Linked DNA regions of Homo sapiens: all the other regions are linked to region 5. The links are chromatin loops, found by intact Hi-C in ENCODE. Cell type or tissue: A673. All regions are shown on one strand. Region 1 has its middle 570 kb from the start of GJE1. Region 2 has its middle 94 kb from the start of LINC02941. Region 3 has its middle 240 kb from the start of MIR4465. Region 4 holds the start of LOC105378023 (a long non-coding RNA gene). Region 5 has its middle 240 kb from the start of MIR3668. Region 6 overlaps LINC02941 (long intergenic non-protein coding RNA 2941).

Region 1 (5,000 bases), 1.1 Mb before region 5:
TGGCAAAAACAACTCTTAGAAAAGTCATTAGCATTTTACCTACCTAGAATTCTATGAAATTGCACTGGAATTTCTCAGTACTCGTGGCCAAGTTCAGCAAAACTTGGTGTCAGGTTTTATTTTTTAATGTAAAATTTATATGAGGAGATAACAGTTGTCCAAGGTAGAAAGCACTAAGTGAAATAATGCAGAAAATGATATAAATCCATCTTAAGGAAGTTTCAAGAAAATTATTCATGTTTGAGAAGATAATCATGAAATCTTTCTCAGAAGAAACAACTTATGTGTAAACATTAGCACCAAGCTGGCTGTAGGAAGAGAGTTCTATGAAGTAAATCAGTTCAATTGGCCATAATTTGGAAGATTTTAAGCTGGCCTTTTAAAATTTATCAATTAATTAATACCTGCTTTTAACTAGAGACAACATGATTCTGAAAAGTGTGGAAAGAGTGAATGTGAATTGTAGTAGACACAATTCAAGTTTGCTCAGACACAAACTGAGCATAGGTTGACCTGCTAGGAAATAAAGCAGCTGAAATAATCAAGGCTAAAAATAAAGAGGATCTGAATTAAGATAGAACAAGCAGAGTTGAAAAGAGTGGTTTTTAGAGACTGTGCAGTATATACACATCATTTCTTATGTTAGTGTCCATGGTGTAGAGAGTTAAGGAAGAATCAAATTAACCCGTATCAGAGCCCAGCCCTGTTCATTTTTGCTTGTATCTATGTAAACCGTGTGTCTACTACAGGGACTGGCTCGTACTTGCTTCTCGAATTCATATTTGATGTATAAGTAATGAAAACTTTTTAAATACAAGCTAAGTTTTTATAAAATAAAACAGGTTTGTTAAGCTATAACTCATATAGATATTCTCTTGCATCACCAAGACTCTAAACAAGACCATGAGAACCTTAGCTATTCATGGAGTCTTTATAAATAATGACAAACTTTTTTTTCTTTCTTTTTTTTAAACCAATTTTGTGTTTAGTTTTAATATGATAAGCAATCTGTAGCCAGGATATTGAAGTGTGCCCTAATATAACAATGTAGATTATCACATCAATTTGAATATTTTGTTAAAAGAGATGCAAGTGTGACCCTACACATTACTTACCCTAATGATTCCAGAATTGATTTAACCACTGCACACAGCCGATTCCTTTGCTTTATATGCTCAAGGATATTTTTGCATGGGGGACATTTCTTTGCTCAATGACACAGGCAGAAATGCCAGGCTGAGCAGCTCATGGCTGCTGTATTGATGCTTTGGTGAAGGAGGAGATCAGCTACCCCGAGATTTGGGCATTGTAAACGTCTTTCATTTTCCTTCCTTTCCCTGGTTTTAATTAGCATTGGTGATTCAGGGCTGACTAAATTTTTCATCCAAGTTTTTCTTTCAAGTCATTGATCAATAACTCGTTAATGAAGCCAGGAGAAGAGAACGAAGCATTCTTAAATGTCCAGTACCACTCCTAAAAGCAAACAAATAAACAAGCCAGGAGCTGCACTGAAGAAATCATTCAGCTAGCTAAACCGTGCAGTGGCTACGAGGAAGAGTAATTGATTTAGTGGGGAGGGTGCTAACATCCCTAAACATTAAATCCAAGACATAATATTTAAAACATTGCTTTAAAGGGTATTAATATTTGCATTATCGTTTTCCATTTAACTTTCATGAAATGTCATATGGTCTTAATAAAATAGTTTTCAAGGTATAGTTCATCTGAAGAGCCATTAATTCAACCTTCTCTAAATAGAGTTCTTTAGAAGACCGTTACATTTTGAATTTCCAAAGGAACAGAGCAGTGTGTGATGCATATCCTCAGTATTCATGCAGAGACTAGAGAAGGTCATTTGCACTTCTGTGCCAGACATTTCAAAAATAAAGCAAAAAAAAAAAAAAAAAAGTGGAAGTCTCCATGCACAGTTCAAGGATCTTTCCACTAGGTGGCAGAAGCGCTCCTTCAGCTCTTCCGCTTCTTCTGGTGTGGGCTGTAATTAGGTCAGTTTAAGTTAAAGTAGGGCTGAGAGATGAAAAAAGTAGATTTTCTCCTCTGGAACACACTGCAGTTTAATTTCACTTCTTTCTACATTGTGCGATGAAGGTGGATTTAACTTTTAAAGGCAAAGAGACAAATCTCTGCCAGGGTAAATGAAAAGACTCAGGGAGGGCAACTGGCACAAAAAAAAACATAAAAGAAAGGAAATGCTTTTTGGCTGTTTCCTAATTTTGATATCCGGGTCATAGTCAGAAATCATTTTCAGAGGTAAAGTGTTATATAGGTTCTGTGAAAAGCGGGGGTGACTTCTGAAGCCTAAGGGGGCCGGCTTGCTGGGTGTCGATGTTAAAAATTTCCCCTACTGGTGACATTAAATAAAATAAAGCCATTTTATCCTCGACGCTTTTCTAATTTTGCCAGCAGCCAGAGAAGCATGCTAATCTGAGAGGAAAACTCCACACCCCAACACAGGTTTCCCTTTCCTGCTGAATAAGGCACTTAGGAAGGAAGTGGTCCTGAAGGTGAAAGTTGAAACCGGTGTTTTACCCAATGCTGCCTGTTAGAGGCCCTGGGGAGGACAGGGACGTCCTGGAATCGGGATGGGCTGAGCGCGCCAGGCAGCCTGGTGAGGAGGTGGAGGAGCTTCCCTATCAGAGAGCGTCAGGAAGTCACTGCGGTCACCTCTGTGAGAAACAGTGGGGAAAAGGGGAGGACAATCGCAGGAAAACCCATCCACTCCTCTGCTGCCGATCATGGCATTCATTGAATGTGCAAAAGCCAGATATTGTTAAAGAAAATAAAGGCAAATAAGATATGAGAACAGACGTGGCATAAATAATGATGTTTCCTGATTCTAAACTCTTTAGAGGTTGAGAGCATCCAGCTAATTTGGAGGTTGTTTCTTTGAATTACAGGTCATGTCACAGGGAATGCCAAACTCAGAGAGAGGAGAGGAGGTTGGCGGCACAATAAAAGCTGTATGGGGGATGGGGGGGAAATGGGGATGGCTAATGGGTACAAAAAATAGAAAGAATGAATACAATCTGATATTTGATAACACCGCAGGGTGACTATAGTCAGCAATAATTTAACTGTAGATTTTTTAAAAACTAAGTGTATAATTGGATTGTTTGTAACACTAAAGATAAATGCTTGAGGTGGTGGATACCCCATTTACCCTGATGTGATTATTACGCATTGCGTGCGTGTGTCAAAATATCTCACTAGCTCTGTAACTACATATATATATATATATATCATCTACGTATCCAAAAAAATTTAAAAAATTTAAATAAATATATGAGGAAATAAGCTAAATACACAAACAGGTGGCTCAGATATACTAAGATTATTCAAATAATTCTTTAATTTTCTGAAAAATGTTTAAGATTGGAGTTGACAGTGCCTTCTGACGCCTCTTCAGCATTGCCCAGTTGCTAATGTCTTTGTGTTACCCCAAAATTTGTTCAAACATATTGAAACTGGAAATCCACCTGGTTAACAATACCTCCTGTTTGTGCAGGCTGTTTTCCATCTGTAGCCACAGATGATATGATTACAGACTTTGTGTGCAATTCGGTGTTCTTATGTTTGCCTACGGAATCATAGACAATCACATTAAAGCTATGTGCAAACATGGCACATGACTCAATTCTCCATTCCTCAAATGATGTTCTGTGTATGTCTCAATATTGAAGAAAGGAATAAAGAGTGATGGAGAGCAGAGTAAGAAGGCAAGGAATAAAGAACATGAATTAAAGACTCTTGAAATCTTATTTCAAGGACACAATCACTGTGTTGTAGCTTCTCATTTCAAATATACTAAGAGATCCAATTGTTGACAGACAGTAGTCAGATATGGTACAACTAGATACTGTACTTCTTGATGAGATTGGAAACAGAAAACACAGTCAATGAATTGTAATTTATAAAGACAGTGGACTGATCCCTGATGTATATCTCAGAAATCAGATAGTTTATCCCGGTTAGGAATTTGGAGACAAATGTTTGAAAACCATTCTGTCAGTTAATCAAAATGTGTTGAAAGAATACAGTGTCACAAACAGAGCAAGCATACCCACACACACATGCATACCCACACACACATGCATACCACACACACATGCCCACATATACCTGGGTTAGATTTTAGTTGAAACTTTGGTTAGAAATCCTCATTTCTTTGCTTAAAATTTGTAAGCTTAACTTTCTTCACGTGTTTGTTTTAGACTATAAATTGAACTTTAGGAAGCAAGTATTTTGTTCATTTGTAAAATGAGAGTAGTCTATTCAAACTTTTTAAAGCATAAGCCATACTCTTGCTAAGTCTGTAAATCTGGGATTAGAAGCATCATGAACAACCATTGGATTGTAGCATAGACAATCCAATTGTATAGAAAAATCTCTGATAATCTGTATACCACAGCAGACTTTATAGAACGCCATTGTTAATAAATATTTTATGGTCTTTAAAGTTTTAGTCATCATTACTACTACATATTCTGTGAAAGGTTGTGAAAATATTAAAGGTATCTAAGTAAAATACTTTCCTAGGAATATCTCAGGTAACTTTTAGAGACAGGGTCTTGCTCTGTCACCCAGGCTGGAGTGCAGTGCAGTGATCATAGCTCACTGTAACCTCCAACTCCTGGGCTCAGGGTATCCTCCCACCTCAGACTCCAGTTAGCTAGGACTACAGGCACATGCCACACACCTGGATTTTTATTATTATTATTATATATTATTATTATTTGTAGAAACAGGGTCTCATGGTGTTGCCCAGGCTAGTCTTAAACTCCTGACCTCCAGTGATCCTTCCTCCTTGGCTTCCCAAAATGCTGGGATAGGCATGAGCAGTGCACCTGGCAAGTAGTCTGATTTTTATTTTAAATGCCTAGCGTGGGTCCGAATACAATGGTACAAGTGACAAAAAGGAATAAAGAATCACAACTGGGCTTTGGCCTTCTCCTCACTGTTATCCTCTTATGTGTGTACCTGTG
Region 2 (5,000 bases), 560 kb after region 5:
GATTGACTCAGAAGGGGCAGATACAGTAGGAAACTGAGGAACCATGCTCTCATTTATGCGTATCTCTTGAACAATGTTACACTTTATGGTATGGCCCAGTGTCCTTCAAATCAGATTTATGTCATAGGAATAAGGCCAAAGAACAATCCCATTTTCTTTATTTTTCAAAGAATAAACTCACAGAATTATATTTCACCAGTTTCAAATACAATTCTTTGAATTTTAAGATTTCTTTTCTTTTTTTAAGAGGGTATTTTATTGAATAAAACCAGGCCCATTTGTTCCCTGATTGCATTTCTGAAGCTGCTCTGCCAAGACAACATCATCAATCAATAAGAGAATGTGTCAGCAGGGGGCTTCTCTTCTTTTTCTGAGGGTCTATGATGTTTGTTTTTCAACAGAAACTGAGCTCTAAGTAAATACAAATTTTTATTTCAGGGTAAATGTTTTCGAGTTCTACAGCACCTTTGTTTTCTGAGAATGTCAATTTTATTTTGGCTCCCAAGTTGATAGAAAAAGAAAGAAATCATTTAAAGTATCACATTTATTTCTTGCAACAAAATGGTCCAAGAAAATAGCCAAAATGTTCAATAAAACAAGGCATTTGCTAAATAAATAAAAACTCCACAGGCTAAATAGTAAATACATGTATGAATGCATGCCCACACGAGAAAAGGAGAATAAACAAATTCTGCCAGCCTTAAATAAAAAGTGCTATGGCATTATATATCTCTGTAAAGTTTATAAAACAAAAACAGAAACAGATTCAGTCTCTGTTTCCCCAAAACCTTGGTTCGAGTTTGTGTTCCGCCTTCTGAAAAAAAGGAACTTGAAATTAAACATGAAACATGGTCGTACTCAAATTCTTCAAAACATACTTGTTAGTGAAGTTCCAAAGTGTTGACATCAGCAGGATATTCACAAACATGTGGGAAACAATTCATGCACTTTTAGTTACTGATAGAGTATTTGTTTGCTGTTTTACATGTTAATTTAACAACGTCTTCTGAGAATCAGAGACATTCATGTCTCATATGGGCTATATCCTTTATATCAAAAACTGTCATTCATACATCCCTCCAAGTCTCTATAAAGTTGTCTGCAAGTTGAAGTTTTAATGAACACAGTTTAAAGGGCCACAAAATCAAGTGGAAGGTTGGCAACCATCTGTTGAATTTGTGTTCCATAGATAGACAATCCCCACCATTTAGAAACTGGAGTGGATTGTTTTGCCCTGAATGGTGTGAATTTCCTCTCCAGGCAGTCCAAAAACACAGATAATGACCACGTTGTACTGGAGAGGCCTGGCCTGCTAGCTTTGAGACCAGAAATAAAATCATACATTGTATTCCTTTTTGAGGAGGTCAACTTGCTTTATGCACACTATCAAATCAATTCTCAAAGCATTCCATTGAAATGAGCAAGAGGCAGCTACAATATTCACTTTACAGATGAATAACCTGAGGCTCCAAAAGGTTAAGCAGTTTTCCAAGGTCACGTTAGGCCAATTCCACATAACTGCAATTACCTGGGCAGTGCAGGCAAAAAGCAACAAACACAGAGCATAGAAGGCTTTTGCTTAAATAGAGGTACAGTACCTGCATCACTAACGAAAAACAAGGACTGGGTCAGATTTATCCAAATAAGCTGGCCTATATGCCCAGATGATTGACAATTTTCTATTCTACTTGCAACTGGAAACAGCTAGGCAGAGAGAGAACAGGAATGAGGTCACAGATCTGCTATTTATAGGATACCAGCCACCACACTCAGCTGCTTTTCAGTTAAGGTGAATATTGAATGTAATTTTCTTTCTCCAACTCCATACAGAGGAACTACTTTCAGAAAAGGAAATTATAGAATTTAATAATATTTCTTGTGACATGGTGATTTGCTTTGTGACAGTCTGCACAACTTTTACCACATATTCATCTGGGCTTATTGACCATAAATAAAAATGCAGTCACATTCTTTCTCTTACTCCATGGATTTTTTTTAAAAATAAAGCAATAAAGATTCCATGGGCTTTTTCTTTCCCTCCCACCTACAAGCTATTCATTGAATTTGCAAAGTTATAACAAAACAGAACGCCAGTCTGGACAAGGAAAGCACAACATAGCCATTTATGAGGTAAAGAATCTAAAGCCACCTGATTTGCCTGTTTGGCTGCAAGAGTTAATTCCTATGAAAAATACACTTCCTCCCATTTCCTTTGGCTGAGGCTTGTGAAGGCTGCAGACAGTGAGCGGGGGAGGGCCCGAAGCCTCTGGTCTTTTGATGTAGATATTGATGCATGACACTAGCCCCTGCGCTAAATATCAAGTTTTCTTTCTCTTCAGCATTCCTCCTAAATGGTGAAAAGGGATTCCTTTAGCCCAAATGCACAGAGAGTAGTCCTAGTTGCAGATAAAAATGGCTTGTGTTTTCTGTGACTCACCAATCATAACCAAAACTAAAACAGCAAGCTGACACAGAAAGGTTCGAGTGACGTTCGAGATTATAAATAAAAGGCAAAGAAACAAGAGAGGAACCTGCCTATGGAGTGTCTCCAATCTTTTAATTCAGAAGGGACTGAGGAAGATGAGGGGCTGAGAACTCTTTACCTTTCCTCCAGGGAAAAGACTCTTTACCAACCACCCAGGAGCGCTGGGCTTCCCAGGCAGCCTGGTGCTGCTGCAGCTGAGGCTGATCTGGTCCCAGGGCCCTGTAGCTGGTGCCTATGTTGACCAGATCAGGGATCTTCACTCTGGCGTGTGAGTAGCAATCCCCTAAACTAATCTCATACAGCATGCAGATGCCCAGGTGCTACCCAAACTGGCATTGATTTGGTCAGTTTGAAGTGGGTCTCAGGAATCTGCATTTTAACCAGAATCTCAAATAGACCTAGGACCATACTTGGAGGCTGAAAAATTTATTGATAATGCCACCTGGAGGGCATTTCCAGAACTGCTTACACATCCAGCATGCCAGAGCACCACCTGAAACCTTGCATTTGATGGATTTACAGATTTTTTTACAGATAGTTACATGTAAAGGCCTAAGAACAAATCTAAAAGATATCATTTAAAGACTTCTTTTTACTGGCAAAATGAGACAGAGGTTACATTTGTTTAAGCAGTCAGGGCTGCAGCTGTCAATTTGAAATTGACAATTGGTTTTATAGGGCAAGATTTGGCAAAAAAGATCAGAGACATTTTAACCCTACTATCCACTTTTTTTTTTTTAACACATAAAAGCTACTTGTGGAGAAGCATGGTGTGTGCATGTGTGTGTTTCTTCCACTGACCGGTATCTTCGTGCCTTGCCCCTCCCCCTCCACACCATATGCCAGTCTTTCTTCCCGTGCCCTCACTGTTCCCTTTGTCTCATTTGACAGCCCTCTTTGTCCTCCTTTTGCCATCATTCAGCTTATTGCCGATACAATAAAGCTCACAAAGAGGATTGCTCATTGGTGATGGTGTTGACCACTTTATGAAGAAGAGAAGAATTACTAAAACCACAACTCAATGTTTTTAACATTTGAAATATACAGAGTACATTCATATTGTGCCATTTGACTTTCAGAAAACAAACAAACAAAAAACCAAGGTAAATATAATTATGCCCAATGAAGGCTTGACATTGAGAGAGTGTTAGGGACTTGTTCAAGACCACATTTGAGTAAAGAGTAGAGCCCGAGCTTGGACCCACAAAAGTCACACTGCTCTTTACAGCTGTACCATTTAGAAGAAGGAGGACTCTTAGAACTACTCAGGTTTTTGACATGATTGAGGCGTTTCTGTTTGAAACTCAGGTTTTAAAAAACTGATTACATAAAACTACTGGACTGTAAACAGGATTCAATTTATCCTGAAGTAATTTGTCCAATGGTGTAAAGAAAAGCACTTTTTGCATTTTCCTAGAAAGGGGGCAGGAAATAAAAAAAAAAAACAGCATAGACCCATCATCCTGTAAACATGTCTAAGGCATAAATGCTTTTGTCTCAGTTATTTAGCCACTTCTGGGTAAATGCTTTTGTCCCGGTTATTTAGCCACTTCTGAGATTACTGGTGGTCTTCCAAGTCAATCCAGTGAATCTCTGTAAATTTTAAGGTTGGGCACTAATCTGCAAAAGAAAAATACTCAACCACCCATTCTGTTTTAGTTGGAAAAACTCAGAATTAACTGAAATATACAACAGAATTAAATGATGTTTTAACTCTTTTGTTAAATCAGTCAATGTGGTTAAAGCAACAATTCAGAAGCTACTACGTGTGGGCAAGCACAGCAGACAAGTCACGTAAAGAATTGCTTGAAAAAGCCAATTTAAGGTAGTCAACTCTCAAGTATAGCGCTGTCCTCCAGGTGTTGTAAAACATCCTGAACATCATTTGAAGCAAATATTCAAGCTATTCAAAATAGTTTGTAATTGGTTTGAAGGGGGTGTTTTAAAAAATAGCTTTGTTATTTACAAACTATTTTGAAGTAACTTTGGAGAATCAAAAAGAACTTAATGCAATTTTAATTTGCGTCCTTTATCACCAGATCAGGGAAAACTGAGTTTGCTAGGGCTATGATTCCCAGTAGTCCAAGGAAGGGACAGTGTGACCCTAAAAGCAAGTCGCAGAAACCTTCATTCAAAGATAGAGCTTTACAGTCAGATTTCTATCTTACATTTCTCCAAAGAGAAACTGACATCTCACATACCTCACGTGGCTGTTTGTTTTTGTTTGGTTTGGTTTTCCGGTTCAAAGTATGCTCTACCCTTCTCTGAGACCAATGCTTAGGACTGAGGCAATCATCTCATTTGATTGCTATGGGCAGCGAGGACTCTGAAAACTTGGCAGTACATGGACATTTCCTGCTTTATGGAGGTCAAGAGAAGCAGTGGCTGCAAATCTGAGAGAAAAATTTGACCCAAAAGAGAGATTTAATGACAAAGTGGCAATACAGAAACTAAATGAATTTTACTTGGACTTTATATGCAAAGGATGCTAAGTAAGTATTCAAGTGGACTTAGA
Region 3 (5,000 bases), 480 kb before region 5:
ATTAGGACATCACAGAATTAGTAAGGCAGAAAACCAATAACGTAATGTTGAGACCTTGAAACTCTCAAGAAACTCTGTTTGGAAATTTTACGATTTTGCCACATAAACTCACCTGCTTTTGCTTGGTCCATATTGCAATGTTAGGAGAGGGGAGTGTAGCTAATAAACACAGTCATAAATTTATGCTATTTGCCTTCTCACAGCATTTTATCACCAAAAGTTATCATACATTATTATAATTTATCTTTTTATATCTGAACAGCAGATGAATGATAAAAATGCACGGAGGGGCAATGAGTTACATTTAAATGCATTATCAGAGTTAAGTCTTATACCCAAAACCCACAAGCTTCATGGCTCAAAACTGATTTTTTTTAACTTTTAATTGCTCTTTGTTACTACAGTGTATGGTGATCAGAATAATGATACTCCAAAGATTTCCACACCCTAATACCTCAAACCTGTAAATATCTTACCTTGCATGAGTGCCACAGCCAATAGAAGGGAGAAAAGGCAAGCGAATGGGTTCTCCACAGAGTCTGCTGATGTCCTGCATATATCAGGATTTCAGCCTGTTAAACCTGACTTTTACCTTCTGATCTCCAAACTGTACAATAAAAAAAAAACTGTGTTCTGTCATTGTATTTGTGACAATTTGTTACAGCAGCAGTAGGAAATAAATCCATGATGAAATGTAGTATATAACCTACAGCATTTTTAAGTTAAGAGCAGAGGCTATTAAAAATGACAATGGGACAACCGCTAGAATTTGAAAATGTCCCTGTCAAATTGGGTTGAATGTGCATCCTATCAGTAAAGCCACTTTATCTTTGTAGGGTATTGGGTTAACTTTCTTGGTGATTGTCCTTCCATATACATAATATTAAATAGCCTCCTAGGAACAAGGAACAAATACAATATTTATGTGGGTCCAGAAACTTCCTGAAAATGTACATGTTCTAAAGCACCCTTGAGCACTTAGAAACTCTGAACTTCCTGATCACCTTTTGCTAAGCGTATTCTACTTGAAGACCATCTCTTGGGAAACTTGGCCATGAGCCAGGAACTCTGACATGATTACTATGCTGAGGCCAAATAAAACTCTATAGTACTGCCCAGAACATATAGTGCATTCTAACCACAAAAGAGAGTTCAGACAAATCTCTACTAAGGGATATTCTACCAAATATCCAAGTATCTGAGCAGTAACCCTGAAAACTGTCAGTCATCAAAAACAAGGAACATCTGAGAAACTATCACAAACAAGACACAGGACACAGGACAACTAATTGTAATGTGGTATGCTGGTTGGGATTTTAGGACAGAAAAAGGACGTTAAGGAAAATTGAGCTGTTCCACAGGTGGCCTCCACACCTCCACTTGTGTTGCTGCCATATCCATAGTGATCCCTGAGAAGTTCCAGCATATTTTGCGAATACTCAACACCAACATCAATGGGCGGTGGAAAACAGCCTTTGCCATCACTGCCATTAAGGGTGTGGGTTGAAGATATGTTCACATGGTGTTGAGGAAAGCAGACATTGACATCACCAAGAGGGCAGGAGAACTCACTGAGGATGAGGTGGAACCTGTGATCACCATTATACAAAATCTACCCCAGTACAAGATCCCAGACTGGTCCTTAAACAGACAGAAGTATATAAAGGATGGAAAATATAGCCAGGTCCTGACCAATGGTCTGGAAAACAAGGTCTGTGAAGATCTGGAGTGACTGAAGAAGATTCAGGCCAATAGAGGGCTGTGCCACTTCTGGGGCCTTCATGTCTGAGGCAAGGACGCCAAGACCACTGGCTGCAGTGGCCCTGCTGTGGGTGTGTCCAAGAAGAAATTGGCATGTGGGCCTTGTCTGTTAATAAATAATTTATATGAAAAAAAACAGGAAAACCAAGGGAATCTAAAAAAGTAATCTAAAATGAACTTTAGTTAATAATGTTGTATCAATATTGGTTCAATAACTATGACAAATGTACTATTTTAATTTCAGTTGTTAATAGGGGAAACTGAGCATAGGATATACTGGAACTCTCTATACTGTCTTTGTAAGAATTCTTTAAATCTAAATTTATTTATTAAATATCTCTGTCATAAGTTCTAGTTAAGAAACTTCAATTTAAAATTTTTGACCACTGAAAATGGAAAGGTGGAACATTGTGCTTGGGGGATATATGTCCAAGATTTCAAAAATTCTGATAGCCAACAGATTTCAAATGATTGTTATTATTTTTCTTACTTATAAAGTGGCACAGTTGATCAAGATGACTTTTATTTACTGTGACTTTCTTACAGACCCCAAATGTTTGAAGACACAACTTCTGAAGACAAAATTTTTACACACACATAGAAAAAAAATTTGGTTTCCTATATATACATCTATACTAACAGAGCATATGCACGCTTGACATTGTATTTAGTTTCTTAAAACAATTATAACTTCACATACTGGGAGATGCATTCCCTAACCTCTAGGAGGAGCTCCTTGCCAGCAATCTCCCTATAAAACACACACACAAACACTCACTCACTCACTTACTTACTCATTCTCTCCAGCCTTCACTCAAAGGTAGATGGTCACAGAGTTAACATGAGTCAAAGCTAAGGAAACAAATCACCTTTTTTACTATGGGAAGAAGCTTCCAGTGAGGGAGTAGATAGGTTCATAGTTGTTAGGTACTCTTCAAAAAGAAGTGGCAAGTTTTGTAAGTTGAACACATGTAAGGGAGCCAGAACCATCTAATTTATGAACGTATGTCTGAGGAGAGGCCACAAAGAGTTTGCAACACAGGTCCTGTTGTAATGCATAGCGTGTATGTGCTTGTGATAGGACAACTTTATATTTCTCTCAGAACGTTTTGATGACAACAGGTAGTTCATCAAATATTTGGAGTCTTAGTCATCTCTATTTTCTTTCCATAACAGTCAAGGCTAATTATTTTCTATCCAGGAACAATTGTAATACAGAATACACCTTTACATTTTAAAAAAAAAGTTAATGTAGGTGTATGAACAGAAAAGGAGTTGTTATTCATCTGTCATTTTTATAAAACTTTCCATAGCCACATTCAACACCTAAGTATAGCATATAGTCTTATTATGCATTAATTTACTTAATATTTTTCAAAATGTAGTATGTTTACATGTAACACATTTATTATTTCTGTTTTAAATGTGAACAAATATTTTCAAAGTTTCTTAGTTTTCATATCTAATACGATCAATGTTCAGAGATATTGCCCACAAAAATAAAAGTATTTTGGTCCTGAATAACAAGAATATAAAGGGATTTGAACCAAATGTTTGAGAAACGCTGTTTGAGAAATACAAGATCTTGGTAACCTGGAGGCTTTAGGGGACAATCTGGAAAGCCTTGGAGCAGAGTCTGAATTGAGTCTGCTGATTGTTTACTCTTCAGAGATCCGAGGGTTAATGGACACCTTGGAGAAAGATTTATATTGGCCCCATAAATGTGTTCCATCTTGGTATGGCCCCAAGGATCTGAGGAGAAGCTGTATATTTGAACTGGGTCTTTTCAATCATCATTCGAAGCCTTACTGTTGATTTTTTTAAAGGTAATATGCAGAAAAGAGTGTTTGGAGTTATCAATTGCTCTATTTTATACACTCATGCAGGTGTGTGAGTGAAAGAGGGAAAAAATGTATGGAAGATTATGTGAAAAAAGAAAAGATTTATATACCTGAGGGTTTTGTTTTGCTTTTTTTTTTTTTTTTGGCACAGACTGCCTGAGAGAAGAGAGGGAAGGAAACGGGTGTGCCCATGAAAAAAACCTAATTTAAATAAAATTGTATTTGTCTACATGTATCTGTATTTATAGACAATTGTATTGGAAAACTGTTAAATCTTACTCTTCCAACTGATGGGGAGTCACTCTTTCAGGGGAAAAGAAAGTTGCAAAGGTGTGTGTATATCATATGATTCTACTTTAATAACAAAGAAAACAGTGGATATAATATATGTAAATATATATGCCTGTATATATATATATATTCATGAACAACAAAAAAGGATTGAAAGTGAGCATTTTAGGCTATTAGCATTGGTTATCTCAATGAGATGAGAAAGAGAAGTAGAGAAAGATAACTATCATGGCTTTTATGCATTTTGCAATACAGATGGTCCCTGACTTACTATGGTTCGACATACAATTGTTTAACTTTATGATGATGTGAAAGCAATACATATTTACTAGAAACCATACTTTGAATGTTGCTCTCTTCTCTGGCTAGCTGCAGGATACAGTCCCAGGATGCCGGGCAGCAGCAGTGAGCTACAGCTCCCAGTCAGCTGCGCAATCACAAGGGTAAACAACTGAAACGACCATTCTGTTTATCACTTCCAGTGCAGTATTCAATAAATTACAAGAGATATTATAAAAGGGATTTTGTGTTAGATGACTTTGCCCACCTGTAGGCTAATGGAAGTGTTCTGGGCACATTTAAGGTAAGCTAGGCTCACCTATGATGTTTTAAAGGTTAAGTGCATTAAATGCATTTTTGACTTAATATTTTCAACATACAACCGGTTTATCTAGATATAACCTCATTGTAAATCAAGGAATATTTGTATGTCATTTCAATTGTTAAGAGAAGTATGTGTTATCATTGTAATGTAGAAAAGATGAAAGTTTTATTAATGATGCTCAATATAGAACAATGTTATGATATAATACATGTTAAAAATAGTTACAAAGAATTTGTATAGTAAGTCCCATTTTTATAAAAAATTAAGGCTATGTTTGTGTATGTATAGCTTTGCAAAACTTTTCCTATTGTTTCAGAATTGTGCCTGAAGCACACAGCTAAGTTCAAAAATTGCTAAGTACCATGTATTCTAAATCCACATAGCCAACAATGAACTGACAATTGGGACCTGACACCTTTATCACTCAATGGTGACAAACCCTGAGGAACAAATAGAAAAGGAAAAATGAAGAAGATTTTCAGTACCAGACTGACCTTTCTCTA
Region 4 (5,000 bases), 920 kb after region 5:
CAAATAAGGAATATTACTCTTAAGAACAGTATTTATTACATGACTGAGAGAATAAAATATTTAAGAGGGTATTCCAATTAACCTTGATATAGTTGCAAAGTAATCTAAAAGCCTATTTATTCTAATCCTGAGAAATACTAATCTGAGGCAGGGCGTGGTAGCTCATGCCTGTAATCCCAGCATTTGGGAGGCCGAGGTGGGCGGATCACCTGAGGTCGGGAGTTCGAGACCAGCCTGACCAACATGGAGAAACCCCGTCTCTACTAAAAACACAAAAAATCAGCCGGGCGTGTTGGTGCATGCCTGTAATCCCAGCTACTTGGGAGGTTGAGGCAGGATAATTGCTTGAACTCAGGAGGCGGAGGTTGCAGTGAGCCTGCACTCCAGCCTGGGCAACAAGAGCAAAACTCCGTCTCAAAAAAAAAAAACAAGAAAGGAAAAGAAAGAAATACTAATCTGGGTCAGACATGTTGCTGTGCTTTTAATATAACAAGGGAAAAAAAGTACATCCTACATACATTTATATTTATGGGCTTTGATTCTTAGGTGCTTACAGAGCTATGAAGAATGTTCCAGTGTTGCAGCATCAGGGATAAACAACAGAACACTTCATTCTTTGTGAACACAGATGGATGATAAGCCCCTGCTCAGAAAGAATGTCATTTAAAAGAATACTCCTCCTCTTCTTGGTTGTTTTCAGAACTATGTAGATGGACTAAAAATAATGTCAAAATTATTACCCTTGGAAAGTGGGGGTAGTAGCACATGGATGATGCAAACCAATTATTAATGACAATCCAACATGACATCGTGATACAAACAGGGAACAACATGTCCTTCTGTTGAATGCTTCAGAAACTATTTATGATCCGTATTTTAAAAGCAATTCTAAAATAAATGCTATAAGTCCATCATGGCCAAATCTGCAAAGGCCTGAAAGAAATTGGGGCATGTATAACCAAATCAAGATGTGCACAAATAAGAAAACTCAAACAAGTGAAATTCCACCGATAACTGAGAGAGCAGCTGACAATCTCAGATGCCTCATCGTTGTTGTTGCCAGAAGTGCCCCCTCAAGAACGAAATGGGGTGCACTGGGAGATGGGGCAAGGATGACAAAAACTTTGCAGATAAAAAGCATCAACGATGATGAACAATTGCCAGACACTCCCAGCAAATCTGTCTTAAATCACCACCATTCTTAATGTGTTTTATTGTGGCTAAATAGAAGAAATGAGCCCAACCTCTCCTCCTGAGAGTTTTTACGAATTGTGGAGCCCATTCAAGCTGCCATCAGAGTTGGGCAGTGAGACCTGAGGAGGTCGTGTGCTTATTTGTATTCGTGCACTCAGAATTCTGTTAGAACTCTGGGCATTGCTAGTATACATTTGAAGTTTTCTGGCCCCTTACAAGCTATTTTGGAACATGGTTTCAAAACAGGAAAACCAATTTGCACCTACACTAGAGCCATTGAGCTGGTGCCAGAGAAGCCCTGTGGGTTGGCCGAGCACCACTGCAACACAAGGAAAATGAGGAAGGGGCTCTAAACCCAGGAATCACAATTTTCCTTATATAGAAAGTAGAGTTGGCTCTAGCTACCTTTCAGGGTTGTCATGAGGCAGTCACTCTCTAAAGAAAATCCGAGGCCAGGCGCAGCGGCTCTCACCTGTAATCGCAGCACTTTGGGATGCCGAGGCAGGTGGATGGCCTGAGCTCAGAGTTTAAGACTAGCCTGGGCAACATGGTGAAAACCCATCTCTACCAAAAATACAAAAAATTAGAGAGGCATGGTGGTGCACACCTGTGGTACCAGCTGCTTTGGAGGCTGAGGCAGGAGAATCACTTGAGCCCGAGAGGTAGAGGTTGTGGGGGGCCAAGATAGTGCCACTCAAACCTGGGTGACAGTGAGACCCTGAAGAAAGAAAGAGAGAGAGAGAGAGAGAGAGAGGAAGGAAGGAGGGAGGGAGGGAGGGAGGGAGGGAAAGAAGGAAAGAAGGAAGGAAGGAAGGAAGGAAGGAAGGAAGGAAGGAAGGAAGGAAGGAAGGAAGGAAGGAAAAAGGAAATCTGAGCTTATCTTCTTCCCTTTTGCCCAAAAGGAGCCAAGAAATTTTCCCCGGTGGGGAAAGGTTAAGCCTCATAACCTGATGTCATCAGAAGCATTCAAATAATATTTTTAAAAGAATCTTCTAATAAACTATCTCTGGAAAAAATAAAATAAAATGATAAGGATGATTGTCTTTGAGGAGAAAAGCTCGGTGGTTGTGGGCAGCAGACTGAAGGGAAATGGACTCACTGTGTATGTTTTAATATTGGGTATCATGTGTCTTTCAACCTAGTCAAACATTAAATAAATAAAATGTAATTTTCTAACGTAGCCTTCAAAATCCATCATTTTGTGTGTTCTGCTTTATTATAGGGTTAATAGTGACTTAGAGCTTTGCTCTGCTCCTTAGACATTATTCAACATAAAAGGCATCCCATATGAAGATTAGAAGATCATAGGTTCCTACTTAAAAGAAGGAAGCAAGCTCAACAATTATTACAATTTCTCTTAATAGAAAAGAAACATGGAATGTGTTAGTGAAATCTTGACATTTTATAATTAGTCCATTATATCCTAATTTTTAAAAATGTAATGAATGAACTTTCCCACCCCTCTTCTCCAACCAGCTTTGTTTTCTCTAATCAGCTGCCTTGTCTCTTCTACAATGAAAGCACGCCCATACACCTCCTCACCTTTCCTCACGCCCATACACCTCCTCACCTTTCCTCACCACCAAACACTTACTTGCAACAGAAGAAAGAAAAGATCAGTGTCAGAGGGCAGAGAATAAAAAGGTACAGTCTTCTAATTTCTTTTATTTGGAAAACAGAAATAAAAATTACTATACAGGTTGCCAATCATGTTGTCTTTCAAACTTTAATTTCCCTAAAGGGAAAGAGTTTTAATTTTCTTTAGCATCTTAAACATTGTCAAGTCTACCTAGGTTTAAAAACAAATATTGTTTGACAATAATGCCATTTTTCCTTTCTGTCACTGAGGAGCAACATTATGTAACAACGATTCCATGGCCAAGCAAAACTCTCACTGATATTTCATTCAACTTTCACACTGCCAAGGGGTCACTGGTCTCACCATCACTACAGACACCCTACTCCAGTCCTGTTTAGAACAAAACGTTCTTAGAACACATTCTAAACACATTCCCATACCTCTCACCTGCTTATTGAAAAATCTCCTTCAGGGGAAATGACATTCCTCAACTTTTCCTTTTTTTCACCTTTGGTATATTTACTTACCCATGTCTTAGTCAGTCTATGAATACTCTGGAAACTTGAGAAGACCTCTTCAGGAAGATAATGAGAAGGAACAGATTTTTAGGAAAACATTCCTATGTTTTAGGGAAATGAAGATGATTTGTTAAGGCAAATTTCTGTACTTATGGTGCCTAGGTCTCTATACTGGAAGTCGGTATAAGGCAGGGAGCTTTGTGAAGGAAATCTCTTAATTCTAGCAATAAGGGCTGCTTTGAGTTAATTGTGTTAAGGAAGTAGTGTTTTAGTGATTCATGTTTAAATGAAACCATTATTTTCTAAACCCTGCCAAAAACTTACCACAACTCATTCATGTGATTTTATTACAAATTAAGATTTACATAATTTTGGAAAAGAGATGTACACTTTGAACTATTTTGGGAAGGAAGACCTGTGCCTGAAGGCAATGAATTTTCCTGAAAAGTGGAACAAAAGAAGAGGAACTGCCATAATGCCGGTGGCCAGGGGACCAGGGGTCACCCTCAATTCAGTAGTTCTGTGATGGTTTAAAAGAGGAATGTCACACACTACGATGTGCCTGAGGAACACAGCCAAGACCCAGTGGGATTTGTTCCAAGGAATGTACACAGGAGAGAGGGGTTACAAAAGATTTAGGGGTTTTAGTTTGGGCGCAGTGGCTCACGCCTGTAATCCCAGCACTTTGGGAGGCCAAGGCAGGTGGATCACGAGGTTAGGAGATCGAGACCATCCTGGCTAACACGGTGAAACCCCACCTCTACTAAAAATACAAAAAATTAGCCGGGTGTGGTGGTGGGCGCCTGTAGTCCCAGCTACTCGGGAGGCTGAGGCAGGAGAATGGCGCAAACCCGGGAGGTGGAGCTTGCCATGAGCCGAGATGGCGCCACTGCACTCCACCCTGGGAGACAGAAAGAGACTCCATCTAAAAAAAAAAAAAAAAAAAAAAAGATTTAGGGGTTTTGTTTTTGTTTCTGTTGTTGTTCTTGTTGTTTTTCATTTGTAGACCAGTTAACCATCTCCATAGCCTAATCCCCATAAAAAAATAGGAAATAAGATATATGATCAACTAAAGATTATTTCCAAGTTTTTTTTTCCTTCAAATTTGAAGAGAGGTGTTTTACCTCTTCCCTAGACTACAGACAGGAACTTCTGGAACTCTCTTGAGGAGTTGGAGGATGGGAATAAGAGGATGAAAGGAAGAGCAAGACAACCTCTCACTGTAAATAAGCCAGGAGCACAGCTGTTGGAATCCCATGGCCAAAGGAAGGCACAGAAAGCTGAAGATCTGTCCTTCCTCCACCTTTTCCAATCTTAGGGCCTTCTTCCCACATTAAATATTTGCTGATACCACATTTGATTTTCTTTACTCACTGAAGCCTATGGGCCAGGTTAGTGATGGTTTGGCACTACTTGGAAGAAGAGCTTTCATTACAGTGTCTTATTACTTTACATGCCAGTACATGTGTGCCATATATACAAGCACGTGTTGGTTATGCCCACAAGAACACTCTGTAAATGTGAAAGCATCAAGCAAGCCACCAAGAAGACTTCTACCTAAATAGGCAAAACTCAAGAGCTTCTCAACATCTCCCTGCCTTATGTTATTCTCAGTGGCAAGAGCTCATGGGGGCGGCAGGGCCTGGAAGCAGGTGGCCTGGGTTGGCACAACGTTAGCCATCTAATCTTAAACACGTCACCTTTCAAAG
Region 5 (5,000 bases):
AGAAATGTGTGTCATAAAGACAGAGATCAGTAGAGTATGACTATAACACAAGAGGGAGTTTTAGAAGGTATATGTTGAATCAAGACTTCCTCTAAAGCCCACTTGGATCCTCTGCTTAAGTAAAAATATGCTTATTTCAAACAGTCAATTTTAAAGGTAAAACCAGTGAGTGTATACCATGCACTTAAAATGATTTTGAAGATCTACGATATTCCAGACATTGTACAAAACACTAGAGATATGAATAAAGCTCAATGTTTGCTCTACGACATCTTCATAGCCCTCTAATAATAAATAACGTAGTCAATAAAGACAAACTGATGTGTGAAAGGCAATATTAGAAATATTCATATGGTAGTATGAAAACACAAAAATGAACACCCAACTTTTCTTATGTGCATAAAGAAAAGTTGCACAGAGCTGAATTTGAATAATAGCTCAGAGGATAAGCTATAGTTTTCATAGGAAGATAAAGGGAATGATAAGGGGAATAGCAGGGAGAGTATGCATCCCATTTGAACAACAAAATGCCTTCTTAGACCAGAGGGAGAAGCAAGCTTTAGGAGTGTTTATTTATGGAGGAGACTGTAAAGCTAGTAGATGTGGACAGTCTTGAATGCAATGTCACTGTCTTTTTTTTCTGTTGTTTCAGTCTGTACTGCTAAAACAAAATACCTGAAACTGGGAAACTGATAAATCACAGAAATTTCTTTTCTCACAGTTCTGGAAGAGGGGAAGTCCAAGGTCAAGGTGCTAGCAGATTTTGTGTCTGGTGAGAGCTGCTCTCTGCTGCCAAGATGGCATCTCTTGGTGAGTCCTCACAAGAAGGAAAAGAAAAGCACAAAAGAACACCTCCTTCAACTTTTTTTCTTCTTTTTTTTTTTTTTTTGAGATGGAGTTTTGCTCTTGTTTCCCAGGCTGGAGTGCAATGGCACCATGTTGGCTCACCACAACCTCTGCCTCCCAGGTTCAAGCGATTCTCCTGCCTCAACCTCCAGAGTAGCTGAGATTACAGGCATGCACTGCCATGCCTGGCTACTTCTGTATTTTTATTTATTTATTTATTTATTTATTTATTTATTTATTTATTTATTTGAGACAGAGCCTCACTCTGTCACCCAGGCTGGAGCGCAATGGCGCGATCTTGGCTCTCTGCAACCTCTGTTTCCTGGCTTCAAGCGATTCTCCTGCCTCAGCCTTCTGAGTAGCTGGGATTACAGGCGCCCACCATCACGCCTAGCTAATTTTTGTATTTTTAGTAGAGATGGGGTTTCCCCATGTTGGCCAGGCTGGTCTTGAACTCCTGACCTCAGGTGATCCACCCGCCTTGGCCTCCCAAAGTGCTGGGATTACAGGCATGAGCCACCGCGCCTGACCTACTTCTGTATTTTTAGTAGAGACAGGGTTTCTCCATGTTGGTCAGGCTGGTCTCGAACTCCTCACCTCAGGTGATCCACCCGCCTCGGACTCCCAAAGTGCTAGGATTACAGGTGTGCTACTGAGCCCGGCCCCTTCAACTTCTTTTATAAGGCATCACAAGGTTTCTAATCCCATTCATGAGGGATCCACACTCATGACAACTACCTCCTAAATGTCCCACGTCTTTACATATGATCAGAGTGGCAATTAAGTTTCTATGTATAAATGCTGGGAATGCATTTAGACCATAGCACCTATGAGGATTATGATGACGATACTAATGATGGGGATCATGATTGAGATGACTATAATGAATATTTATTAAGTACTTACTATGGCCAACAGTTATTGCACTACACATTTATAGAAAGTCATTCATGTCTTTCCCTTGGGCAGCCTGTAAGTTCAATATTAACACCATTTTACAGGTAAGGAAGATGAGGCACAGAGAGGTTGAATAAATGGGCCAAATTCATCAACTGCTAAGTGGAAGAGCCAGCACTTGAAGCCAGACTGTCTGCCTCTGTAACATTAAACACTCAATCAGACTGACCCTGATGGATATGGGGAAGATTTTAAGTGTTTAATGCAGAATGATGACATAAATGACTTGCTTATTTAGAACAGTAACTCTGCAGTTGAAAGGATGAATTAAATGTTGGGAAGTGGTTATTAAAATGCTGTTGCAGTGGTCCAGGTAGCCAAATATAAGAACATCACTATGGTTATTGTAGTGAGGATACATAAATAAAGGACAGATTGGAGACTTCTTGAGCAACCAGAATTGGCAGAACCTGTTGATGGATTGGGGTAATTAACATTAGGGCACACACAAAAAAAGGAAGGTAACATTTCATCTCCAAACTAGAAAAAGATAGATATGATTTAGTTGGGAAGATGAAGAACTTTGAGCATATTACCTGCAAGATACTCAAACAAAACTCAGTAGGACACAATTATACTTGCAGGGTGAATCTCAAGAGGAAAAGGATTTAAGTGCAGATGTGGTAGCCATCAGAGGAAAGAAGTTATTTTAAGATATGAGTGTGGATATCGTTTTATAAAGAAGGGTGAAGAATGACAAGAGAAAAGGGTTACATACAGACGATCTGTGGAGCAGCTGACTAAGTGATGTGCAAATTAGACTGGCAAGGAAAGACAAGAGTTAGAAAGAAAACCAGAGGAAAGAGATGCCCCAGAAACAAGAGAGAAGCAGGAAAATATTACATTATCACTAAGTCTAAGGTTTTAGGGCTCCTCAAGAGTATCCTTTGGAATTGATCATAATGATGCCCCCAGTGATCCTAAGGAATGCCCTGAAATGCGGTAGCTGGAGCTAGTCCCAATCGCAAGGCACTAAATTTTCTTCCATGAGCAGTTCAGTGCTAGTGACGAAGGGAGCGCCTGACTGATGCACAAAGATGACAGCTATGTGGCCAAGAGACCAAGACTATGAGAAAATGTTCCATTCTGGCCCTGCCCCCAGATGGAGCTGTATGCTCATCAGTGGAGCGATAAAATGCCATGGCCTGGGAGGCGGGGGAGGAAAAGTTCTCTGTAACTCTTACCATTCAAAAGTTTGTCAAGGCATCATTTTTCTTCAGAAGCAGAGAAGTCTGTCCCCTGTTGTTACTTGACAAGTATTAACTAAAAGCCTACTCTGTGCCTTAGGCTGGGAAATACCTTCCTACTATACTTAGAGTAAGAAGAAGAGGAAGATTCTCAGAAGGTATTTACAACTTACTCAGTAACTTCCCAGATTTAAATTACTTAGAAAAAGCAATATCAAGTCTGTAATCTAATATGTAATTGATACAGGATACACAACTTCAGGGGAATTGTGATGTCCTGAAATATTCTTTCAAATGCAACAGAAGGCACGAAGTATAATTATAAAATGACACTGGTTTCTACAAATCAAAGGAAAAATTGGTCTTTGTTCAAGGTCACACATTACATTCAATTAGATGTTTGTATTTAGGAGGCTATCCCGACCCACACATGCTTTCAGCTTACAGACCCACACATGTGCAAAGAAACACAGAACTCAAAAAATCATAAAAATCATAATGTATAAATTTTTCAGAGCTATTAATTTTTCATATGAAATTTTAATCCATTTCTTTTATAACCGGTAGTATTAGATCTCATATTTCTGTTTCATTCCCTTTCCTCACTTTGAAGCAGTTGATATATTTACATGAAAATGACCTCTTTGTTCTTTAGAAAATCATCTCAGGCTTATTCTCTACCCAGAATTACAATAATCCTATATTTGTGACATCTTAATCACCTCCACAGCAACCGATTGTGAGGTTAGAAACAGAGGATTAAAACTTCAAGTGGAAAATAAGAAGCAGGAATTGATGAGTTCTTAACAAACCAAGATTTTTTTTTTCTTCAAAATAAATTACTCCAAGGAACAAGAAAGGATTTTCAAACGAGGACTATGAAGAATATAGAGAAATACAGCAGAGCTGTTTATCAAAGTTTTCCTTGGTATGTCAGCAGGTCCTTTGGAACTGACAGTGCTGATCTAAACATTTCAATAATAATAGAAGTGTTAACAGTGATAGGAACAAATAATATTAAACACTGTCAACTGCAGCATTTCATTTTCACTGGCCTGACAACCACTGCTGCAAAAAATGAAATGAGGAGAAAGAGACTTAACTGTTGAGTCATTGCAAATAAGACTCTATTAACAATACTAGCAATGGGAACAAGGGTATTAAAATGAAAGAAAGCAAGAAAAAAATGAAAGAAAAAGAGAAAGGAGAGAGCAAGAGCGGGGGAGGAGAAAGAAGGAGAGAGGGAGGGAGAAAAAAAGGAACTCAAGCCTGACTCCTGTCTTTAATAGTGAGTGCAAGTTTTGGGTTTCTTTTTGTTTATATTTTTACAGGATACATAGAAACAAATATGTAATAAATAAAAATGGAAGTGTGTCATATTATTGAAAAATAAAACCTGCCTAAAAATATGTAGGAAACTGATGTTGATTCTTTAATGTTGGCCCCATCTCCACCTCACCACCGTGAACCAAAATAACAATCTACTTATTGAAGAGGACATGTCACCTTTGAACTAAATATCTCGGTCTTGTCTTAGTGGAACATGGCATCACTTACACAAACTTAACATAAATGCCTGTTCAAGAACAACGTATTTGAACATTAAATATTTCAGTAACTTGTAATGTTATAATGAATGGTAATAAGCATTATGAATATGAATAGTAGTAATATCTGTTAATAGTTAAATTTGAATATTCATTTTGATATATCTTTATTGTATTTCACAATAAACTTAAAGTAAGACATAAAAACATATGTAACACATAGAATTAAAAATATGTTGCCAAATACATGGATATAAAGTTTTCACTGACTTCCCAATGGGATAGTCAATAGTTAATAAACATTTTGAGCCAATTTCAAAAATTTTATATGTAATTAAGATTATTAATTTAGGTACATGCACCTATTTATAATAATGGACTGAGAAATATTCTAGTGATTCAAGCGTTATCTTTTCCACTCTTCACATGTCAAAAATTATATCTTTAAATTGTCGTGTGTGCA
Region 6 (5,000 bases), 390 kb after region 5:
TGATGTCACTGAAGTGTTCCTTCTCTTGAGAGGCTCCTAGGAGCACACTAAAAGGTTAATTTGTTTGATATTTGGTTAAAGAGACTTCTCTACTGGAGGGGCTCTGTTTTGCTGTAGGCAGGTAATGGTACAAAGCAGGCATCTTCAGATGAAGGCAATTTGCACCCAGCCAGCACCAACATAGCTTTATGCACTAACTATCCAGCAGCCACTCAGATAGAAAATCACTGCTGAGAAGGAAGTCAATGGATCCTTTCTGCAATTCACATTATTCACTCAAGGAGATTTTGCATATTTCCTAGTGCTTTTTTTCTCTCAAAAACAAGAGCTGCAAGGCTCAGTGGAAAATGTAACCAGCTACGCAACAGGAAAAACTTGTGTTCAACCACCTTAGGCATCAGAAAAACAAAGGAAAAAGCACAAGTAACGTACATGCCACAATTCCATAATTATTATTCTCCAAACTCAAAGTATCTTTGCTACCTATAGACATCCTCTCCACCCTTCTCTGCCCTTTCCCTAGTGGCCCTTGCTGTGCAGAACTAAAGATGCTATAGAAAAGCTCAGATCCCAACTATGGCCACCTGTAATGGTTATGCTTATTATAGAGAGCCAGTGCTGACAATGAGGGTGTATAAACCAAACCAAGGCCACAAGGTAAGAAGCAGAAATCAAGGCAACCTAATATTTTTTATGAGTCACGTAATAACAAAGAATCGGTTCCACCAATTTTCCCCATTTACTAATGCCATTCAAAATAAACATTCTGACTTTAACTTTGTTTATTTTTCCTTCTTAAATCAACCCTTAGCATTCCTCTTATCTATTAGGGCTTCCCATAATATTCTCCCCCACCCTCTGCCTTTCAATGTGCAGTCTGGATTGTTACTTTTGCTTAATTAAATAAAACCTCATCTCTTGTCTCTATACAGCATTTTAATTTCCATTACTTCACTGATAATGGAAAAACCTTTACAACATAAGAATATGAAGCATGATATGAAATCAGCATATGAAAGTAGCAAATGAAAAGGGGTAGCTATTAAAATGAAATAGGAGGGTCCATGATCAAATTCAGCAAAACAAAAAAACATAGACAGAATGAACGCACACACAATACTCCCTGAATATAAAAATGTAGTTTACATTAAACAGTGTCATATGAGATAAAAAAGAAAAATTACTTTATTCAGCAGGTAATAAATTATAGGACTTGTCTAAGGGCTCTTAAGTGAAATTTTTAAAATAAATACATCCTTAGATAAGTTTGTAAATAATAAAGTAAAACCTGATTGTTGAAAGTTTGGGTAAAGATAGCAAATGGAAGAATGAAGCCACATCAGATCACATCATTTACATTTTCCATTATGCCTTCACAAATGAACAAATAAATAAATTTCAGAATAAAATAAATCATGATCAGCAGCAATGAAAAAGGAGTGCTGCACAACTGAAACTATAAAACATTATTAACAAGCAAAGAAACCAAAATGAAGCAACAGAAGATTCTAGAATAGAGCAGAGCAGTGTGGGCAACGTAACTGGCTTCTAAACTTTCACCAGCATTCTAAAAGTAATAATGCTGAGTTGATAATATACGAATGATTTTCACTGACTGCCAAACTTTGAAGAAGCAAATTGAAATTGTACTCTTGTATTTTTTTTTTCTAACTGAAAAAAAGTGAAAGTAGTTCCTGGGAGGGAGAGTGGAAAGGAGGAAATTAAGAAAAAATGAGGATAGTTAAGTTTGCAGGGGTTCACTGTGGGAACAATATGCAAACCTTAATGTCTACAGAAAATCATGATTTAAGATGTTCAACACAACCTTAGCTTATCACCTTTTCATCTCCCATACTCTCAACTTGTAGCTCAAAGCAACAAAAGTAGATAGCAATCATGGTGGAAAAGAAATAAAAAACTTTTTTTTTTCATTTTATCAGCAAAATTAGGAAATCAGATTACCTCTGCCAAATAATTCACATTAAGTATAAGCAATGCTAAAACAATCTGAGTGCCAACAATTGAAAGACATTATAGGGGGAAAAAATCAATAAATAACTGGTAAGTAAAAAATAGCATAAAATATGCACAAGTCAAGAAAAAACATGTATGAAAAAAGCATAGCACAGGAAGGAAAAAACATCTCCATAAATGCATTGCATTATGCTATAGAAATAGGTAAGAAGAAGATCATTTCAATTTAAAAAAAGAAAATGGAAATATGTTTTAATAGAAGCATCAAGCATTAAGTAAAATTGATGTCCAAAGCAAGAATATTATGAAACATATTAATCAATTTTAAGGAAGAAGGAATACAATAGACAAAGCTAAAATAAAATTGCTGCTCTAAATTGTTTTTTATAATCATAATAAATATAGAGAATGAAGAAAAACGTACAAAAGAAGGAGAAAAGAATAAATAAATACAAAACACTCAAAGCTCATAATCACATCATTTGCCCTTGCTTAAATAGTTTTAGAATATCTGTTTTTTATAAGCTGCCTCAAATATTTTGGAGGAAAGAGGGATTGTAAATAAAAAGTGCAGCAGTTTACCTCTAACAGAGTACAGGGAGGGAAGGAAGGAAGGAAGGAAGGAGGGAAGGAAGGAAGGAAGGAAGGAAGGAAGGAAGGAAGGAAGGAAGGAAGGAAGGAACGAACAATGTGACCACATTCAAGAGAGATAAACCCACTTAAAATAACTGAATTCCTGTGAAAACAAAGCCAACCATGAAACCAAAAACATATTAAAGAATATAAAACAAGAAAATTTTGGTGAGATAATTGGGAAAAATAACTAAAAATAAAAAGAACACACTCTAATCCAGGCAAAATTTTTACAAAACACTTAAAGCCAAAACATATCTTGGTCCACTATTGAACTTCAAAGATAAAGCCTTTTTCAAGCTACCTCCAGAAAACCCATGTCACATACCAGAAGACAAAATCAGGATCCCCTGAAACTTCTTTGCAGCAATATTTGAAGTTAAATCCTACAAAGTTCTGGAGAAAGAAAATGTGTCACATGAATTGTTTATCCAACCAAGTCTGAAAGAACAAAGGTAATAAAAAGGACGTTCGGAATCATATAATAACTCAGAGAACACAGTATCTGAGTGATTTATGCTTAAGAAAACTACAATTAGCCATTAGAATCCACTTTAAAGATTTTGTTATTTTTTAAATAGAAGAGTATTTTAAAAGACTGAGATTGAGTTGAGTTTGAGTACCAGAGAGAATTTGTTTTTAATAATGAAAGATGGATAAAATGAAGGCATTCTAAGCTGGTGGGAGCACAGATAGAAGGGAAGAGATACATTTTTAAAGTTTGCAAACAATAGCAGCTAAATTGGTATTTTCTTGCATGCACAAATCTCTCAGCTTCACAGAAGATTTAGCTATCCCAGTATGCTAACTAACACTTTATATTTGTATACATTCTATACCCATTTTTGTCAACTTCTGAAGCTTGTTTTGTTTGCTAAAAATATTTGCAAGTCAAATCACAACAGTCTTCCTTCCAGAAATTTAAAAATTTATGCAACTTTTAGAATTGGTAATGTAATTTACACAAAATAATTGGAATATCCATTATAACTTTTAAAAATTAATAAAAAGTTTGAGTATTATTTAATTTCTATTCACGCTTCAGGGATTAAAATGCCATATTTTGGAAGGGAAGTTCTGATAACTTTATTACCTTATTATTGCATTGCTGATGTAATGCCATACTAACCAGGCATATTATGTAATGTCATAATTCCCTTGAGGAATTAGCCTAGTTTTGAGTAGGGTAGATAGTTACATTATCTATTGGTTACATTATCAACAGGCTCTGTTGAAAAATTTGCTTTTAGATGAGTTGATAGATTCTGCGGTTGCATATCAATAGGGGTGCTGACTGTTGCATTCAGCCTAATTTCAGCCTTACACAACCTAATTTCAGCCACAGCTGCCTAGATGAAGTAAGACTGTTTTAGTCCCTTGACCCCAGAATGCAGAACTTACCCCTTTTACTAACTTCCATGAGAAATTTACTCATACAGAAGTAATCCGGGGCATTGCAGACTTCAGTGAAGATCTGGATGATTCCAGGATGGAAAGTCATATCTTACAACACAAAGCATTTTCTCCTCTTGCTGAACCTTCTGCCTTTCTTTCTCCCTTTCCCATAGATCCCCAGTCTTTAGGTAGAGCAATTCCCTTTAAACATAGGAGACCACTTGTCAGCCTCATCAAGTCCCGAGGAGATCAAACAAGGCACATGCTTTCAAAAATGGGATCTGGTAATGAAGAATTCTCAGGTCACAGGTGAAGGGAATGTCATTTTTCTTATATTGTGGCAGAGTTAAATATGGAAAACCTCACCTATAGATAATATTCAATACATTCTGCAGTAATTCATTCAAGAAATGTTAACTGAACCTCTATTCTATACCAACCCAATTGTTATAAATTTAATAAAGGCCTCTGTTTGGGGGGAGCTTCCTTTCCCTGTTCTGTTTGTCACTCTAGCTACACATATGAAACCAAGGCAAGAGTGTGTTTGTGTGAGTGCACTTGTGTGTTGTGTATGTGCATTTGTATGTGGTGTGTGTGTGCATCTGTTCATGTATGTGTGTGGGGTGTGTGTGTGTGCTGTGGTGTGCATATGCATGCATGTGCGTATGTGTCTCTGTGTGTTGGTGTGTATGTGTGAGTGTGTGCATGTGTGTGTGTGTGGTGTGTGTTTAGCTCCCCAAATCCCACTTGGCAGCGAAAGATGAGAACATCCCACTGCCTGTGGCTTGTCACTGGGGCCCATGCTCACCTTATTCACCCCTCACCCTAGTTGGAAGCATGACTAATCTGGGATTGGTCTGTAAGAACACATGTGGTATAGCCACTCCCTTTCCCTATTTTTAGATTTGTCCTCTTATGAATCCATATCTTCTGGAACTCCTGCTTCCACACTGTAGGAACATTTGGATCAGGGTCAGGCCTGTCTTCTAGAGATGGAT

What was found. Peaks named below come from ENCODE experiments on the same cell type or tissue, not always from the same donor. Only the 100,000 strongest peaks of a DNase experiment are listed, where the experiment ranks them.
Region 1: a loop joins it to region 5, with 5 times the contacts of the local background. A loop is called at or near these places in 7 of 110 quality-filtered maps.
Region 2: it touches region 5 in a loop (5-fold over the local background); 35 of 110 quality-filtered maps call a loop at or near these places.
Region 3: it touches region 5 in a loop (5-fold over the local background); 12 of 110 quality-filtered maps call a loop at or near these places.
Region 4: it touches region 5 in a loop (6-fold over the local background); 2 of 110 quality-filtered maps call a loop at or near these places.
Region 6: a loop joins it to region 5, with 13 times the contacts of the local background. A loop is called at or near these places in 6 of 110 quality-filtered maps.

What each region holds. Positions count from the first base shown.
Region 1 is chr6:141,559,961-141,564,960 of GRCh38, reverse strand. No RefSeq gene overlaps it. Among named protein-coding and RNA genes, the nearest start is that of GJE1, 570 kb to the left of the region's middle. In A673, a CTCF peak has its summit at 1,944 (motif pointing right); a DNase peak (open chromatin) is centred at 2,010; H3K4me3 peaks cover 1,085 bases; H3K27ac peaks cover 3,583 bases.
Region 2 is chr6:139,879,786-139,884,785 of GRCh38, reverse strand. No RefSeq gene overlaps it. Among named protein-coding and RNA genes, the nearest start is that of LINC02941, 94 kb to the left of the region's middle. RefSeq lists an enhancer at 47-587. In A673, CTCF peaks have their summits at 2,939 (motif pointing left) and 2,953 (motif pointing left); DNase peaks (open chromatin) are centred at 2,245 and 2,915; H3K27ac peaks cover 4,282 bases.
Region 3 is chr6:140,919,305-140,924,304 of GRCh38, reverse strand. It overlaps the pseudogene RPS18P10. Among named protein-coding and RNA genes, the nearest start is that of MIR4465, 240 kb to the right of the region's middle. In A673, a CTCF peak has its summit at 2,493 (motif pointing right); a DNase peak (open chromatin) is centred at 2,494; H3K27ac peaks cover 949 bases.
Region 4 is chr6:139,521,311-139,526,310 of GRCh38, reverse strand. LOC105378023 (a long non-coding RNA gene) reads right to left here and starts at 1,488. Exons shown (of 3, transcript XR_943067.2): 1 at 555-1,488. In A673, no CTCF peak of the experiment used is centred here; DNase peaks (open chromatin) are centred at 2,110 and 3,510; H3K27ac peaks cover 3,632 bases.
Region 5 is chr6:140,439,388-140,444,387 of GRCh38, reverse strand. No RefSeq gene overlaps it. Among named protein-coding and RNA genes, the nearest start is that of MIR3668, 240 kb to the right of the region's middle. In A673, a CTCF peak has its summit at 2,921 (motif pointing right); a DNase peak (open chromatin) is centred at 2,937; H3K27ac peaks cover 2,663 bases.
Region 6 is chr6:140,045,182-140,050,181 of GRCh38, reverse strand. All of the region lies in intron 1 of LINC02941 (long intergenic non-protein coding RNA 2941), which reads right to left. The region is part of intron 2 of LOC107986652 (a long non-coding RNA gene); the gene reads left to right. Among named protein-coding and RNA genes, the nearest start is that of LINC02941, 71 kb to the right of the region's middle. In A673, no CTCF peak of the experiment used is centred here; DNase peaks (open chromatin) are centred at 1,724, 2,181, 2,701 and 3,851; H3K4me3 peaks cover 308 bases; H3K27ac peaks cover 5,000 bases.